Regions from separate parts of the Homo sapiens genome. Here region 1 is linked to region 2. Evidence: read pairs that join two places in POLR2A ChIA-PET (ENCODE). Cell type or tissue: Caco-2. All regions are shown on one strand. Region 1 overlaps LINC00973 (long intergenic non-protein coding RNA 973). Region 2 has its middle 8.8 kb from the start of ST3GAL6-AS1.

What was found. ChIA-PET counts read pairs that join two places held together with the same protein. Peaks named below come from ENCODE experiments on the same cell type or tissue, not always from the same donor. Only the 100,000 strongest peaks of a DNase experiment are listed, where the experiment ranks them.
Region 1: POLR2A ChIA-PET joins it to region 2 with 5 read pairs; 2 of 35 experiments call an interaction of 5 or more read pairs at or near these places.

Annotation. Positions count from the first base shown.
Region 1 is chr3:98,927,131-98,931,130 of GRCh38, forward strand. The region is part of intron 1 of LINC00973 (long intergenic non-protein coding RNA 973); the gene reads left to right. Among named protein-coding and RNA genes, the nearest start is that of LINC00973, 15 kb to the left of the region's middle. RefSeq lists a silencer at 1,436-1,627. In Caco-2, no CTCF peak of the experiment used is centred here; no DNase peak of the experiment used is centred here.
Region 2 is chr3:98,739,430-98,743,429 of GRCh38, forward strand. It overlaps a transcript of ST3GAL6 not described here. Among named protein-coding and RNA genes, the nearest start is that of ST3GAL6-AS1, 8.8 kb to the left of the region's middle. In Caco-2, no CTCF peak of the experiment used is centred here; a DNase peak (open chromatin) is centred at 2,142.

The DNA.
Region 1 (4,000 bases), 190 kb after region 2:
CAATTTAATTCATTATGTTAGAGACTAAAAGGAAAACCACATGATCATAACAATTGACACAGCAAAAGCATTTGAAAAATTTAATATTCACATTCATGAGTTTTATATTTTAAAAAATTCATTTTCAATATTTATGAGTTTTATAAAAACTCAGCAAACTCAGACTATAAGGGAATATACTTAACCTGATAAAAGGCATCTATAAAAATGGCAAACCTAATTTAATATTTAATTGTGAAATACGAAATGCTTTCCAGAAAAAAAGTAAGAACGTTTAATCTCAACTCTTCTATTCAACAATGTACTAAAAGTTCTAGTTATTGCAATAAGACGAGTAAAAGAAATTAGGCCAATCGAGCCAAGATAGCCAATTAGAAGCAGGTGTGGTCTGTGGCATTCACAGAGAGGAATGATCAAAGAGGAGTGTGAATTCAGCACCTTCAACTGAAATATCCAGGTTCTTGCATTGGGACTGACCAGGCAAACAATCCAACCCACAAAGAACAAAGAAAACTAGGGAGCTGGTGGGACAATGGCCCAACTGGGAGTGGCACCGAGAGGAACCCCCAACCCCAGCCAAGGGAAGTGGTAGGTGATTATGCAACCTGGACTGGGAAACCATGCTTCTCCCATGGACCTTTACAATCCATGGATCAGGAGATTCCCTCATGAGCCCACACCACCAGGGCCTTGGGTCTGATACACAGAGCTGTGTGGAGTCTCGGCAGAGCAGCTGTTCAGGCATAGACAGAGGCCCAGGAGTTTTACATTCTCCCACCCCAGGATTCCTGTCAAGGTGCGAAATCCATCCATACATATACTTAGGAAGGGGGCTAAATCCAGGGAGCCAAGCAGCTTATTTCTGAGGGCCCCACTCCCACGGAACCTCATAAGTTAAGACCCACTGGTTTGGAATCCCAACCTGCCAATGGCAGTGGGTTGGAGTCTGCCTGAGATGGGTCTGAGGTCCTGTGTGGAGGGGTGACCACCATCTCTGCAATTCTGTTGATTTAGCCACTCCAGCCTGCCAGCTATGGAGAATACAGATGATCAGATGAGGATGGGTCCTTTACAACACAGTACAGCTGCCTTGCCAGAGCAAAGCCAGACTGCTTCTTTAAATGGGACCCCAATCCATTCTTTCTTACTGGCAGGACCTCCCTGTGGGGGCTTCAACCATGCCAGCAAGAGTTCTATGGACAGAGCTCTGATCTTTCCCTGGGAGGAAGCCCTCAGGAGGTGGGGCAGCTGCCATTTCTGCAGTTCGGTTCACTTAGTTGTTTCAGTCTGCTGGCTGTGGAGAATACAGATGGTCTGGATGAGGAAGGGTCCACCGCAGTGCAGCACAGCTACCTTTCCAGATTGTGGCCAGACTGCTTTTTTTTTGAGACAGAGTCTCGCTCTGTCACCCAGGCTAGAGTGCGGAGGCGCGATCTCAGCTCACTGCAAGCTCCGCCTCCCGGGTTCACGCCATTCTCCTGCCTCAGCTTTGCGAGTAGCTGGGACTACAGGCGCCTGCCACCGCGCCGGCTAATTTTTTTGGTATTTTTAGTAGAGACAGGGTTTCACCTTGGTCTCGATGTCCTGACCTCGTGATCTGCCCGCCAAGTGGGATCCCGATCCATTCCTCCTCACTGGGCAGGATCTCCTTGCAGGGGCTTCAGCCACTCCAGCCAGGGTTCTACAGATAAAACTCTGATCTCTCCCTGGGATGGAGTTCCTGGGGGAAGGGCTGCCACCATCTCTGTGGTCCTGTTGATTCAGCTGCTCCAGCATGCAGACTGTGGAGAATACAGGCTGTCTGGACAAGGAAGGGTCTCCCAGAGTGCAGCACAACTGCTCTACCAAAAAGCAGTCAGACTGCTTCTTTGGGTAAGTCACTGATTCTGTTCCTCCTGACTGGGTAAGCCCTCCCAATGGGGGTCTCCAGCAACCTCCTGATGCATGTGGGTTGGCAACAGGTCAGAACCGCCCCGGGATGGAACTTCCACAGGAAGGAGCTTGCTACTATCTTTGCTGTTTTAAAGGCTTCACTGGTGATAAGTCCAGGTATGGGAAAAAAACAAGGCAACTGGGATCTGGACCAGACCCCCAGCAAACTTCAGCAGACCTATGATAGAATGGCCTGAGGGTTATTATAAAAGAAAAACAAACACACAAACAAAAAACAACAGCATTAAAAAAAAAACCCACAAGGCCGGGCGCGGTGGCTCACGCCTGTAATCCCAGCACTTTGGGAGGCCGAGGCGGGCGGATCATGAGGTCAGGAGATCGAGACCATCCTGGCTAACACAGTGAAACCCCGTCTCTACTAAAAATACAAAAAATTAGCCGGGCGTGGTGGCGGGCGCCTGTAGTCCCAGCTACTCGGGAGGCTGAGGCAGGAGAATGGCGTGAACCCGGGAGGCGGAGCTTGCAGTGAGCCGAGATCGCGCCACTGCAGTCCAGCCTGGGCGACAGAGCGAGACTCCGTCTCAAAAAAAAAAAAAAAAAAAAAAAAAAAACCCACGAAAACCTTATTCAAATGTTAGCAACCTCAAAGATCGAAGGTAGATAAGCCTACAAAGATGAGAAATAATCAACACAAAAATGCTGAAAACTCAAAAAACCAGAGTGCTTCTTCTCAAAATGATTGCAGCACCTCTCCAGGAAGGGCACAGAACTGGACTGAGGCTGAGATGGCTGAATTGACAGAAGTAAGCTTCAGAAAGTGAGTAATAACAAACTTTGCTAAGCTAAAGGAGCATGTTATAATGTAATGCAAACAAGCTAAGAATCATGATAAAACATTACAGGAGCTGATAGCCAGAATAGCCAGTTAAGAGAGAAACATAACCAACCTGATGGAGCTGAAAAACACAACACAAGAAATTCATAATGCAATCATAAGCATCAATAGCAGAATAGACCAAGCAGAGAAAAGAATCTCAGAGCTTGAAGGTTATCTTTCTGAAATAAGATAGACAGACAAGAATAGAGAAAAAATAATTAAAAGGAATGAACAAAACCTCTGAGAAATATGGGATTACGTAAAGAGACTGAACCTATGGCTGATTGGGATACCTGAAAGAGACAGGGAAAATGAAAACAAGTTGGAAAACATACTTCAGGATATCATCCAAGAGAACTTCCCCAATTTAGCAAGACAGGGCAACATTCAATTTTGGGAAATGCAGAGAACCCCAGTCAGATACTCCATGAGAAGATCAACCCCAAGACACCTAACCATCAGACTCTCCAAGGTTGAAATGAAATAAAAAATATTAAGAACAGCCAGAGAGAAAGGACTGTTCACCTACAAAGGGAAACCCATCATACTAAAAGCAGAACTCTCAGTGGAAACCCTATAAGCCAAAAGGATTGGGAAGCAATATTCAACATTCTTAAAGAAAATAATTTCCAACCCAGAATTTCATATCTGGCTGAACAATAGTTCATAAGCAAAGGAGAAATAAGATTTTTTTCAGACAAGCAAATGCTGAGGGAATTTGTCACCACTGGGCCTGCCTTGCAAGAGCTCTTGAAGAAAGCACTAAATATGGAAAGGAAAAACCATTACCAGCCACTACAAAAACACACTGAAATACATGAGCCAGTGACACTATGAAGCAACCACATAAACAAGTCCTTAAAATAACCACATAACCAAGTCTTTAAAATAACCAGCTAGCATCATGATGACAGGATCAAATTCACACATAACAATACTAAATGTAATGTAAATGGGCTAAATGCCCCAATTAAAAGACACAAAATAGCAAGCTGGATAATGAGCCAAGATGCCATTGGTATTCTGTTTTCAAGAGACCCATCTCACATGCAAAGCACACATATGCTCAAAATAAAGGGATGGAGAAAAATTTACCAAGTAAATGGAAAACAGAGAAAAGCAGGGGTTGCAATACTACCTTCTGACAGAACAGACTTTAAACGAACAAAGATTAAAAGAAGACAAAGAAGGGCATTACATAATGGAAAAGGGTTCAATTCAAGAAGAAGA
Region 2 (4,000 bases):
AACACAGACCTCTTGTCTTTGAGCTGATTCTATGAAATCACCTTTCCCATACCATTAGATTTTAGTCTTAAGAGGTATCAGCCTGTTGCTTCTGACCTCTTAGTGGGGTTTTCAGCTTAGGAAATATTCCATTACAAATATTTAGGCAGGAAACCTAGAAGGAAGTCTCAAATGCTTTTATTAAAATCTTATGCAACTTTAATATGTAAGAGTCCTTAATGTATTAAGGGGTGGAGGAAGCAGATATAGGGAATGTGTACATTTTCTATGGTTAGCATAGGGCCAAAGAATAAAAGGAGATTGTAGATTTTATTTTTTTAATTCTGTCTTTTTTGTGGATAACTCATTGCATTTAAAAACTGTAAGATGGGTTAAGCAGTTGCATTTAGATGAGAGCAGTGAGGTGATAGATAATCCAGGCATTCAAATAGGGTACAAATGAATTTTTCAACTACATTTTAGAACAGCAATTAAATGTAATTTATAATCTTATTTAATTGATAGGTTGTGGTAATTAAAGGAGCTTTCTGTTGTAAGTGATCTTGTGAGATAAAGGACATTGCTGTCAAAATATTTTTAATATTTAAAGCCAATATTTCAGGTAGATGTCGAAGTGATTTAGCTAATTATTATTCTTTTATCCCAGATATGCTACAATTAAATGATAAATAATTGGATTTTTTGATAAACGGGATGTAAGGAGATATGTGTGTTTTCTGATCACCAAGTAACTATAAATATTTTGCACACACTGAATTTTTTGGAGGGCAAATCTGGCTCTCTTATTGCAAAACACTTTTTTTTTTTTTTTTTTTTTTACAAATTTGATGTGTATGGTTCTTCTGCTTTAGTCATAGAATAAAAAATCATATTCTTACAAAAATCTTATATTCAAGCTCTCTATGACCATCAATGATTTTCATTATTTTTTTTCTGCTTAAAAATCCAGAGAATTTCTCTCACTGATTTTTGAGGTTTTCTGCCATCTTATGTTGCTAACTTTCTTTTTATTGTCCTGTTTGACGCTGTAGCCACGCAGGTCTCCTAGTGCTTCAGCTCAGGCTGTTCTTTGACACTCAGTGCCATTCTCCTTCTCCTCCACACTCTCCCATCTAAGCCAGATTATAACGTGTTCAGTTTCCAGCTTCATAACTTATCACTGCATGACTCCGAACAAATAGCCTAACTTCTCTGAGCCTTACTTTCCTTATCTATAAATTTGAAATAATATCCACATCACAGTAATTGTGATAATGAAAAAAACACATACAAATATTTGAGCATAGTTTCTGCCAAATATCAAATATTTAATCAGTGTTATCTGCCACTATTACTATTATAACTCTGTTTTTATAGCTATTATGACAATTCTATTCTTCCTCAATTAGTTAAAAATTGACTTTCCCCAGAAACCCTTTCTGATTGTTCTTATATACCTCTAATTTTTTCTCAGATCTGTTTCCTCTTAGCACCTGGCTTCCCTTTGGACTATGTTAATCTACCTATGTTATTATATTTCTTTCATCATTCTTCAGCGAACAGCAACAAATACTTTGCATCTATCATATGCCAAGTACTCTGCTATTATAAAGGGATCCATGGGCATATAGTAGAGGGATTCAGTGTGTGTGTGTGTGTGTGTGTGTGTGTGTGTGCATGCATGTATGTACATATGCTTTCAAGTGGAGTTAGGGAGAGAAAATCTGTAGGTTGAATAGAGCTATGAATTTTTCAGAATAAACTAGGCTTAAGGAGCAAAAACCGTTCTCTCCGAATGTTCTTGAAATCTGAGATTTTTTTTTTTTATGGTTCAAAACATAGAAACACTGTAGTTATCTCTGATCTTGAAACAGCTTTACATATGCTTTCTTGGACTCCTATGTCATCATCCAGATGCAGGGTAGAGATAGAAAGGGAAGTCCTCCTTGAAGAACAGAATCCTAACAGATTATTCCAATTTATATTGGGGAGTGGGAATGTTGTGGGAGGGGAATTGGGGGGCAGGGTGAGAGGAGAGGGAGAACATTCCGGGCAGCAGGAACAGTATGACCAAAGGCGCTGAGACATGAAACTGCCAAGAAGGATTGAGAAGTGCACAAAGTTTGGTGTTACTAGAGTCAAGCATTTCAGGAGATGAGTCAAGAGTCAAGCATTTCAGGAGATAAGGCAGGACAGGCCGTAGGAGCCAGCTGGATCAGACTTAGAGGCCTATGGCTTATATATTTATATCTCTCTATAAGGCACTTAGGGAGGTAGGTCTATATAAACAATTTATAACAGGTAAATTCTACATGTTGCTTCTAAATTTGGACTTGGGGCTTACAATATGGCATGTAATACATTCCTTCCAATTGCTGTTGTCACCAGAATATGATGAAAACATTAGTTAAGTTAATATATAATTGATATTTAGCACTCTCACTTTTAATAACTTGAGTGAAGGATAGAAATGTGAAGTGTCATTTGTGACTTTTGAGGTGGGGGATTCTGTATGAAGTTTGATAGTAGAGATGGGATTTGACGGGATTGAGACATCCAATGAGAAGAGTCAAGAGGATCACTACAAATGTGTGGCCTCGAACCTTTCAGTACCTTCTTCATATATTTTACACAGTAGAAAGCCAAGTGCTTTCTATTCACAGCTTCATTTTACACAATTATGTGTATGACAATGTACAAATACATTTTCATCAATATTTGGTTTGTATTTCTTTGTTGGCATTGCAATTAAGTTTTGACTTCCTTCCCCTCTCCACTCCTTTGATTTGATATATCAATGTGTTATTCATAGCTTATGCAATACCTGATGTTAATATTTAGCTCTAAAAAATTTTACATTTTTACTCCAAAAATATGTTTTCTAAGTTTGAGTGTTGTCCAGTAGATTTTAACTCTGTCTTTTTGTGGTGTTTCCTCTTCCTTGGAAATTAAGCATTAGGACCCAAAACACCCTAACCGCAAGAGCTTAAAATTCCCAGAGAAGAATTAGATGTGAAAGAAACAACTCTATAACTTACTTGAACTTTAATTAGCCTGAAAGTGGAATGTCAGGGAGAGGTCTGCAAGGAGGCTAGGAAAACAGAGCAAAGCAGAATATCAGCATATTTGCAGCACTGTGCAGGGGAGATCATACCCTTATTGAGGGGTCCATGCTTACCAAACAACTTTTTAATTATCACTCATGGATTTGCCTATAGAAGTTGCCAATCTACTGATTCAAATATACAGACTTCTTGGCCCTTATATTTTTCTTTTTCTTTCTTTCTTTTTTTTTTTTTTTCTTTTTGAGATGGAGTTTTGCTCTTGTTGCCCAGGCAAGAGTGCAGTGGCGCAATCTTGGCTTACAGCAACCTCCGCCTCCTGGGTTAAGCGATTCTCCTGCCTCAGCCTTCCAAGTAGCTGGGATACCAGGCATGTACCACCACACCTGGCTAATTTTTTTGTATTTTTAGTAGAGACGGGGTTTGTCCATGTTGGTCAGGCTGGTCTCAAACTCCCGACCTCAGGTGATCTGCCCGACTCAGCCTCCCAAAGTGCTGGGATTACAGGCATAAGCCACCATGCCAGGCTCTTTTTTTTTTTTTTTTTTTTTTTTCTGAGACAAGGTCTTGCTCTGTCGCCCAGGCTGGAATATCGTGGTGCAATCTTGGCTCACTGCAACCTCTGCTTCCCAGCTCAAGCGATCCTCCAGCCTTAGCCTCTGGAGTAGCTAGGAACACAGATGTGAGCCACTATGCCTGGCTCATTTTTGTGTGTGTGTGTGTATTTTTCCTGGAGATGGGGTTTCACCATGTTGCCCAGGCTGTTCTCCAACTCCTGAGCTCAGAGCGATCCATCAACCTTGGCCTCGCAAAGTGCTAGGATTACAGGCGTGAGCCACTGTGCCTGGCCCAATTTTTTTTTTTTATTTAAATGAATTACTTCAGCATTTCCAGTTATAAAGCAGCCTCTTAAGAATTCTGCTTCTCAGGTGAACAGACAACTCAAGTGTCTGAACCCG